Linked DNA regions of Homo sapiens: region 2 is linked to region 1. Evidence: read pairs that join two places in POLR2A ChIA-PET (ENCODE). Cell type or tissue: PC-9. All regions are shown on one strand.

The links. ChIA-PET counts read pairs that join two places held together with the same protein. Peaks named below come from ENCODE experiments on the same cell type or tissue, not always from the same donor. Only the 100,000 strongest peaks of a DNase experiment are listed, where the experiment ranks them.
Region 2: POLR2A ChIA-PET joins it to region 1 with 10 read pairs; 3 of 35 experiments call an interaction of 5 or more read pairs at or near these places.

What each region holds. Positions count from the first base shown.
Region 1 is chr7:99,114,943-99,119,942 of GRCh38, reverse strand. All of the region lies in intron 1 of SMURF1 (SMAD specific E3 ubiquitin protein ligase 1), which reads left to right. Among named protein-coding and RNA genes, the nearest start is that of SMURF1, 27 kb to the left of the region's middle. In PC-9, no CTCF peak of the experiment used is centred here; no DNase peak of the experiment used is centred here; H3K27ac peaks cover 960 bases.
Region 2 is chr7:99,264,774-99,269,773 of GRCh38, reverse strand. It overlaps a transcript of MYH16 not described here. Among named protein-coding and RNA genes, the nearest start is that of MYH16, 5.6 kb to the left of the region's middle. In PC-9, no CTCF peak of the experiment used is centred here; DNase peaks (open chromatin) are centred at 1,613 and 2,093; H3K27ac peaks cover 2,844 bases.

The DNA.
Region 1 (5,000 bases):
ACATATCCAAACCGTATCACCATGAGTTAAACCAATACATCAAATTTTTAGGGACAGTTGGAAGATCTTCAGAGTCAAGACAAAAGAGTTGAAAATGGGGTGTTGGACTATAACCATGAGTATTTTATACAATCTCTCTTTCTCCTTGAATCATAGAAATGGTGTTTGAAAGCTCCTTTCAATATAGAGAACCCCCTTACCTGTCAGTGCCCAAAGGCCCCCAACTGGGGAGATCTGAAGTGAGAGGAGGAAGCTGCCCAGGTTTTCCTGTCCCTGGAGAGCCATGGGTCCTGAGGATTGGAGCTTATCATTGAGCAGGCTGTTGTCACATACACAGCCTTCCAGCTTCTATTATGATGCATTGTACTGTTTATATAATCTTGTATTTGGGAAATGCCTAATTATATTTTTTAAAATTACTCCAATATCTGTCACTGTTAGATAAACACTTCTAGAATCTCATTCCCAGTGTTTTCTTTCTCCTGGCATGGGTCAACAACCTTCCTGTGAGCATATTTTCATTATATAATGGCCCCTTTATTTACATATTTACTCTTTCTAAAAGGTTAATTTCTTTGTGGGGAGGGAAGGTGATATATACACAGTGTAATATTTAAACTGTACAAGATGGCTTATTTGGAAAGGAAATCTCTTCACGCCTGGCCTTTGCCTTCAAGTTCTCTTCCCCAGAGGCAATCCACTGGTAACAATTCCTTGTATATTTTAGCAAAGATACGCTAGATAAAAATACTTGTACATATATTCTTTCTCTACCTCCCCATCCCCCTTTAAGAAGAAGCACACTATACACTGTTCTTTACTTTGCTTTTTTCCTCAATATATCCTGGAGATCAGGAATTCAAGACCAGGCTGGGCAAAATAGCGAGACCCTGTCTCTAAAAAAAAAAAAAAAAAAAAAAAAAAAAAAAAAAAAAAAAATTGGCATGTTAGCTTCTCAGGAGGCTGAGATGGGACGATCGCTTGAGCCCAGAAGGTTGAGGCTGCAGTGAGCTGTCATTGCATCACGTACTGCAGCCTGGGTACAGGGCAAGACCCTGTCTAAAAATAACAATGCAGAAATAAATAGGAACTATCTTAGAGATCCTCCCATATCAGTATAATATAGAGCTGTCTTTAAAAAAAAGTTGAGGTAAAATTCTTGCAACATAAAATTTACGTGTATAATTAAGTGGCTCTTAGTACATTCCCAGTGTTGTACAACCATCACCACTATCTAACTCTAGAACATTTTCATCACCCCCAAAAGAAACCCAATACTCATTTAGCAGTCACTTTCTGTTCCCCCAACCCTAGGCTTTACAACTACTAATCTGCTTCTGTCCCTATGAATTTGCCTGTTCTACATGTTTCATGAAAATGAAATCATATGTATGTGGCCTTTTGTGTTGGTTTCTTTCACTTGGCATAACGTTTTCAAGGTTCAATCCTGTCGTAACTTGTATCAATACTTCATTCCTTTTTCTTGCTAAGTAATATTTGATTGCATGGATAGACCACATTCTTTTAATTGATTGACATTTGGATTGTTTCTGCTTCTTGGCTATTGGGAATCATGCTGCTATGAACATTTGTGGGCAAGTTTTTGTGTGAACATATGCATATGTTTTTATTCTTGGATATGTACCTAAGAATGGAAATGCTGGGTCATATGGAATTCTGTATTTAAATTTTGAGGGACTGCCAAACCGTTTTCCAGTCACTGCATCATTTTACCATCCCATCAGTGGTGTTCAAGGGTTTCAGTTTCTCCACATCCTAGTTTACACTTGTTATTTTCCATCATCGTTTTGTTTTTTGCTGTTTAGTTATTATTACAGGCATCCTAAAGGGTAGGAAGTAGTATCTTATTGTGGTTTTGATTTGCATTTCCCTAATGACTAATGAGGATGAGCGTATTTTCATGTGCTTATTGGCTACTTGTATATCTTCCTTAGAGAAATGTCCACTATTTATCCATTATTTGTATATCTTCCTTAGAGAAATGTCCAATAATTTTTGTATTTTTAGTAGAGACAGGTTTCAGCATGTTGGTCAGGCTGGTCTTGAACTCCTGACCTCAGGTGGTCCGCCTGCCTTGGCCTCCCAAAGTGCTGGGATTACAGGCGTGAGCCACCACGCTCAGCATATATATTCTTGATATTAGACTCATCAGATATATGATTTCCAAATATTTTCTCCCATTTTATGGGTTATCTTTTTACTTTCTTAACAGTGTTCTTTGCTGCATAAAAGTTTTAAATGATGGAGTTCTTTATTTTTAAATTTTGTTGTGGCCGGGTGCAGTGGCTCACGCCTGTAATCCCAGCACTTTGGGAGGCCGAGGTGGGTGGATCACCTGAGGTCAGGAGTTTGAGACCAGCCTGGCCAACATGGTGAAACCCCGTCTCTACTAAAAATACAAAAAAATTAGCCAAGTGTGGTGGTGGGCGCCTGTAATCCCAGCTACTCTGGAGGCTGAGACAGGAGAATCGCTTGAACCCAGGAGGCGGAGGTTGCAGTGAGCTGAGATCATGCTATCGTACTGAAGCCTGGGCGACAGAGTGAGACTCTGTCTCAAAAACAAAAACAAAACCAAAAAAAGCGTTGTTTGTGCTTTTGGTATCATATTGAAGAAATCATTACCTAATCCAAAGTCATAACTAATTTACCTCTATGTTTTATTCTAAGAGTTTTAGTATTTTAGCTCTTAAATTTAGATCTTTGTTCTATTCTGAATTAATCTTTATATATAGTGTGACATAGGGGGGTCCAGATTTATCCTTTTGCTAGTGGATATCCAGTTGTTCCTGCACCATTTGTTGAAAAGACTGTTGAAAAAGACTTTTCCCCCATTGAATGGTATTGGCACCCTCTTGAAAAAAAAAATTGACTGTAAATATATGGCTTTATTTCTGGACTCTCAATTGTATCCTGTTGATCTATAATGTCTCTCCTTATGCCAGTACCACACTGTTTTGATTACTATTGCTTTGTAGTAAGTTTTAAAATAGGAAGTGTGAGTCCCCCAGCTTTGTTCTTTTTCCAGATCGTTTTTGCTATTTGGGCTCCCCTGTAGTTTTATATGAATTTTAGGATGAGCATATCCATTTCTATAAAAAAGGCACTTGGGGCTTTGATAGAAATTGCTTTGAATCTGTAGGTTAATTTTAGGAATATTGTCATCTAATATTATGTCTTCATATTATTAAGTCTGTGAACACAGGATGTCTAAGTCTTCAGTTTCTTTCAATAATGTAATTTTCAGTGTATGAGTCTTGTATTTTTTTGGTTAAGTTTATTTCTAAGTATTTTATTCTCTTTGATGCTAATGTAGATGGAATTCTCTTCTGAATTTCATTTTTGGATTGTCATTGCTGGTATATTGAAATACAGCTGATTTTAGTATGTTGATCTTGTATTTTGCAGTTCTGCAGAGCTTATTCATTAGCACTAACAGCTTTTGTGTGGATTCTTTAGGGTTTTCTATATATAAGATTATGTCATTTTTCAATAGAGATAGTTTTACTTCTTCCATTCCAATCCAGATACCTTATTTGGCAATTGCAGTCTAGTCTTGTTCCTGTTATTAGTGGGGAAGCCATTTGGTCTTTCACCAGTAAATATGATGTTAAGCAGTGGGTTTTTCATAGATGTCCCTTATCTAGTTGAGGGAGTTTCTATTCCAAGGATGTTGATATTTTTATCATGAATGTTGGAATCTGTCAAAAAAAATGTTCTGCATCAATTTGGATGATATTGTGGTTTTCCCCCTTTATTCGATTAACATGGCATATTACATTGATTGATTTTTGTATGTTGAACCCTTGCATTCCTGGGATAAATCCCTTGATCATGGTGTATAATCCTTTTAATATGCTCTATGTTAAATTTGTGCATATTTCGTTGAGGATTATTTGCATCTGTACTCATAAAGGATATTGGTCTGTAACATCTTTGTCTGACTTTGGTATCTGGGTGATACTGGCCTCACAGAATGAGTTAGGAAATGGCTCCTCTTCTTTTATTTTTGGAAGAATTTATGAAGGGGTTTTGTTAATTTAAAAAAAAAAATGTTTATGGTAAAGCTCACCAGTGAAGCCATCTGGTCTTAGAGTTTTTCTTTTTGGAAGTTCTTTTGGTTATTGAATTAATCTGTTTGTTATAGGTCTATTCATTTTGCTCTTTCTTCTTGAGTCTTTAAAAAATTTTTAATTTTTGTGTTGAGTCAGTTTTTGTAGTATGCATATTTCTAAGAATTTGTCCATTTCATCTGGGTTACCTAATTTGTTGGCATACAATTATTCATAGTATTTTTTTTTAAGTTGAGTAGTAGTGTCCCTAGTTTCTCTTTCTCTCTCTTTCTTTCAAGACAGGGTCTCACTCTGTCAGTGGTATGATCTCAGCTCACTGCAGCTTCAGCCACCCAGGCTCAAGTGATCCCCGCACCTCAGCCTCCCAAGTAGCTGGGATTACAGGTGTGTGTCACCACACCCAGCTAATTTTTGTCTTTTTTGTAGAGACAGGGTTTCACTGTGTTGTCAGGCTAGTCTCAAAACTCCTGAGCTCAGGTGATCCACTCGCTTCAGCCTCGCAAAGTGCTGGGATTACAGACATGAGCCACTGCACTGGCCCGTGTCCCCACTTTCATTTTTTTATTTCTAGTGATTGAAATCTTCTCTCCTTTTTCCTTGGTCAGTCTATCTAAAGATTTGTTAGTTTTATTGATCTTTTCAAAGAACCAACTTTTGATTTTCTTAATTCTCTGTATTGCTGCTTTATTCTCTATTTCACTTATCTGTGCTCTAATCTTTAATATTTCCTTTCTTCTGCTTGCTTTGGGTTGAATTTGCTGTTCTTTTTCTAATTCCTTGAGATGGAAGTTTAGGTTATTGATTTCAGGTCTTCCTATTTCAATATATGCATTTATAGCTATGAATTTTGTTCTCTTCACTGCTTTTGTTATATGCCACACATTTTGATATGTTGTATTTTCATTCTCA
Region 2 (5,000 bases), 150 kb before region 1:
AGCACTGCAGTACAGTGTGGCAGTGACAATGTCACGTACCAATGAGGATGAAGCTTAGAAACATGGCAAAGCGATAAAAGCACGTCATGGAGGAATGTCACGGAAGGGTGTGTCAAGTATGATACTTCCATGAAGCTCAAAACCAAGCACGACCTGCAGGCATATGTGCTAAAGCTATTTTTGAAAGGTAAGGAAATAAGCCAGGTGGTGTGGCTTATGCCTGTAATCCCAACACTTTGGGAGGCCGAGGTGGGAGGATCACTTGAGCCCAGGAGTTGGAGAACAGCCTTGGCAACATATTGAGACCCCATCTCTATAAAAAATACAAAAATTAGCCAGATGTGGAGGTGTGCACCTGTAGTCCCAGCTACTCGAGAGGCTGAGGTGGGAGAACCGCTTGAGCCCAACAGTTTGAAGCCACAGTGAGCTGTGATCGTGTCACTGCACTCCAGCCTGGGCGACAGAGCAAGACCATGTCTCTTAAGAAAAAAAAAAAAAAAGAGAATGGTTCATGTCAAAATTCAAGACAGGGTTACTCCTGGGGGTAGGGAGGGGATGGGAGAGGAAAGACATGAAAGGTTGACATTCTGGGCTTTTCAGTGGGTTCACAGGGTGCTGGCTTTATTATTATGTTTCATAATGTAACACCTTTTTACAGGCTTCAAATAGGACATAATAGAAACTTTTAGAAGGATAGAAGGTGCCAGGAGACCTGCATTCTGGCCTCAGCCTTCCTTGGATGTGCTGTGTGTCTGACTGTGGTTAAGTCACTGTCCCTTTGGGGGACCTAGGCTTCCCCTCCTGTCCGGACAGAATGCTGCCTGCAGGGCCCCTGGGACCTCTGAGCTGCGGGAACCCAAAATGCCACACGGGGCCAGGGAGTACAGCACCTAACTGAGCCACTGTGGGCAAAAGATGAGGAAGAATGCTCCCTGCCCCTCAAAAGGACCCCCGAGGAGCTAGACATCGCAAGGTAGAGAAATCAGGCTTGATGTCATAAAACATTTCCTGATATTTCAAAATTAATTGGCGTTGAGGTTTAGTCTTTGAAACAAGCATGTGGCTGGGGGTGGGGCCCACCTGAGCCAACTCCAAACATAGGAACACCATTTGCAGTCAGAACCATCCTGTTCTTTGTTCTCCTCCTGCTGCCAGTCTGCCTAGTCCTCAGGGAGCAAAACTGTCCCCAGCAGCCCTGGGCCTTCCCCTGGAACTGACGTGCCTAATGCAACCCTTGTACAACAGCAAGATGCAGTCTGTTTGGCCAGGTGGTAAACGGACAAGATTCTGAGCTGTGCCAGATTCTGAGATACCAGCTCCGGCTTTCCCGGCCACACGACCGCCACTGGTGGGCCTTATGCCGACTAGCTCTGTCCCGCTTCGTTCTGTGAAGTTGGGCATGCCACCTCCACCCCCTCTCCAGGCTTTCTTAAGTTTCCCATCTGTCAAGGGTGGGTAGGGAAAGGAGGGGCCCGTTGGTTTCTAAGATTCTTTCCAGCTCAATTATTCCATGATCCTGTCTCCAAACCTCAAGTGTCCCCCGCAAGTCAATCTAGCTATTTACAGCACATCTTAATTGTGAAGGATGCCAAAACAAACAGTTCCAGCAGGTTCTAGGGCAGTGTTACAATTCCACACACACAGAGTATTATAAAGCAAGCTCCAGGGAGTGAGGGACTCATTCTGTTCTCTTCACTGTGTGTCCCTAGAGCCTGGAACCATGCCTGGCACACAGTAGGCGCACCATAAGTGTTTGCTGAGTGACCAGATGCATTAGAGGCACAGGCATGCTGGAAGCTTCCATGCCAAGCCTGCGTCATGCGTGAGAACTTGGAGAGAGAAATGATCTGCTCCAGGCGGCACAGAGGCAGGCTTTGAGCTGACTCTCCTGACTGCAAAGCCTGTGAACCTCCTGTGTCACGGGGCGATCATGTTGGGGTGCAGTTTGTTGTGGGGGGCAGGGCGGCTATAGAAGGACACCTGGCACCACTGGCCTGGCTAGCCTTTACAACCCCACCAGGATGCTGCAGGGCCAGGAAATGGGATAGACCCAGGGCAACTCGGGCCCCATGAGTCAGGAGCAGGAGGTTGCTCTGTCTGAGTCAGTCCCATCTCAGCCGCTGGCTCAGAGCTGGGCTTACAGTGCTTCATTGTCCAGGCTCTGCCCAAGCAAACTTCCCCACGGGCCAGATCCATGACCTTGATTCTCATTGGCCCTTTTTATTCTTGGACACTCAGGGCTCAGGCCAGGTGTGGTGGCTTATGCCTGTAATCCCAGCACTTTGGGAGGCCGAGGCAGGTGGATTGCTTGAGCCCAGGAGTTTGAGACTAGCCTGGGCAACAGAGTGAGACCCCATCTCTACAAATAATTTAAAAAATTAGCTGGGTGTGATGGTGTATGCCTTAAGTCCCAGCTACTTGGGAGGCTGAGGCAGGAGGATCACTTGAGCCTGGGAGTTCCAGGTTGTAGTGAGCTGTGATTGCACCACTGCACTCCAGGAAGACCCTGTCTCAAACAAAACAAAACAAAACGTAGGGTTCTAAGAAATATTCTACCATTGATTGAGTTCCCCTCTGAGCTGAGCTGAGTTCTATGCGTGTTGCCTCTAATCTCCCCAAATTCTATGAGACTGGCATGACCAATCTTGATTTTTCAGGAAACTGAGGCTCTCAGCAGCTGGCAGACTTGCCCGAAGTAGGCCATTGGTCAGTGGTCAGGTGGAATCCACACCCCAAAGCCCACCTTCTTGGAAAAAGGCTGAGGGGGTGTGTAGGGGGAGACCGCCCACCATACCCTACCTTGGTGTGTCCAATTTTGTATTCATTCACATCTAGGTCAATGGCTGCAAGCAGCAGCTCTGAGGCCTTTTTGTTGTCCACGAACCCCTGGGGAATCACGTTGGGGTTCAGCACTTGGTACCTGGCAGGAGAGAGATGATTGACAGTCATCACTGTGCCCAAGCTGACAGCACATAAAACATGTTCATGCGGTTATCCGCTGGTCTTTGAGATGGACTTTGGACAGAGATTAGACTTGTTTGACAGATGCCCCTGGGAGGCAGAGAGATGAGATCAATAGGAGGCTTTGGAATAAGGGCTACAGCTTGGGAGTGGACATTGGTGTGGGTTGGGGGTACAGGGAGGAGCTGTTTCTAGAAATGAAGACACCAAAATCCCTTCCTGATAGAGCTTGGAGTTGAGAAAAGGGCATTGATCCAGACATCAGCAAACAGGTTTTTTATCATGACCTGGGAGCAGCCCCCTTTGTGATCTTGGACACACAAGTCCCCAACTGGGGACTTCAGAGGGGCTTGGATAAGGTGACCTCTAGTGACCTTTCCTGATCCATCAATCTGTGGCCCTATGTTCTAGGAAGTTGGAGGAGGTAGAAGATCATCTCTAAGGTGGGGGTATTAGTTACCCCAGTGTTCGTCCAGAAGCAGACCCTGAGATAAGAATTCAAGTGCAAGTAGTTTATCTGGGAGGTGGCAGAGTGGGGAATGGGAAGAAAGCCAATAAAAGGCACGTTATGGGGGCAGTTAGTGCAACAGGCAACTGGAGCTTAATGCTGCTGGGATCACTGGGAGCCACAGTGGGAGTATTTACATCATGGAAATGGGCAGACACTAGCAATCGGGGTTTTTTTTGGACCAGAAGAGCTCTTGTTTAACATTTACCAACACACTGCTGTCTGAGCGCATGTCTGGAAAATGTCTCAGATTTAGCCACCAGAAGGGTGAGGGAGCTGAGGTATTTATACACCAGCTCTCCTCAGTCACTGATTGAGGGCTCCTTCCAGGGAGGCATTAATTCCCAGGACTTTCAGCTTGCCAAGAAAGGGCAAAGCAGCATCCAGCAGCTGAGAAATGCAGGGGCTGGCAGTTGAAATTTGGGCAAGTGTCTATGGCCATACCACCCTGAACATGCCCAATCTCTTCTGAAATTTGGGCCAGTGTGTACTAAGGTAGTGACTGATGGTGAGGTGGTATTGGCAGAGCACCATAATATCTGCTGCAGTGGGATGTGACTTATCAGCTGGTCAACTCCTGGGCATCTGAGCCTTGCACCCAGGGAGACATCACTCACCTCTGTTTGAACTCCGGGTACTGCAGCCTGTTTGGGAAGCCCTTCCTGCAGATACGGATGCCTTCCAGGACACCATTGCAAGCTAGCTGGTGCATGATCAGGTGGGCGTCTATCACACCTGCCAAGGGGGAGGGTGCAGGATGGAGAGTCCCTCCTCTGGGGTGGGACAGGCCAGTCCTGGCCACTCAAGGAGGCTGAACTGAGCATCTGTGCCATCATCCCCAGTCTTCTCCTGTCACTGTCCCAGAGGCCCCAGGTCCCCCACCATTTGGCCAATGCCCAAAAGCTCCCAAGTTTGATTTCTGCCTGGCTGGGCACCATTCTGCTTTATAAAGCAGCTAGAATATGATTCTTGGATGACCCATTGTTGAGGTTTCTCTCAGAGCCTTGTTTTGCCCCCATCAGCCTTGGTGATGAAAGGTGGACTTAATTTGGAATGAACACTAACTTCACAGAACCTCAGGACTTCCAGCAGGGAGCCGTGACCCCACAACATACCCGATTGCTTAAACTCATTGGGGATAATACAGCGGACAAAATGGGGTGCGGCTATGGAGGGTGGTCATCAGCTTGTTCAGCTGCTCCTGGGGTTGGAGGACAAAGAACAAGTGAGTGAAACTTTGCATTGATGTTGCAGGACACCCACATGCAGGAGAGGTATTTGTTTAAAGTTTATTCACTTAAAACTGAATTAAAACTCAGCCACATGTGGTTAGCGGCTACCGTATTGGGCAGTGCAGAAGAGAACGTTTCATCATTGCAGAAAGTGCCATTGGGCAGCACTGCTCTCAAGGTCCAATGACTTGCTCAAGGGGCCGTGGTTTGCAAGAAGTGGGGCCCCTCCAGATTCAGAGCTGGGTCGTTGTAGAATCTCAGTACTAGGAGGAACCATAGGGTCTGTGTGGGCAAAGCCC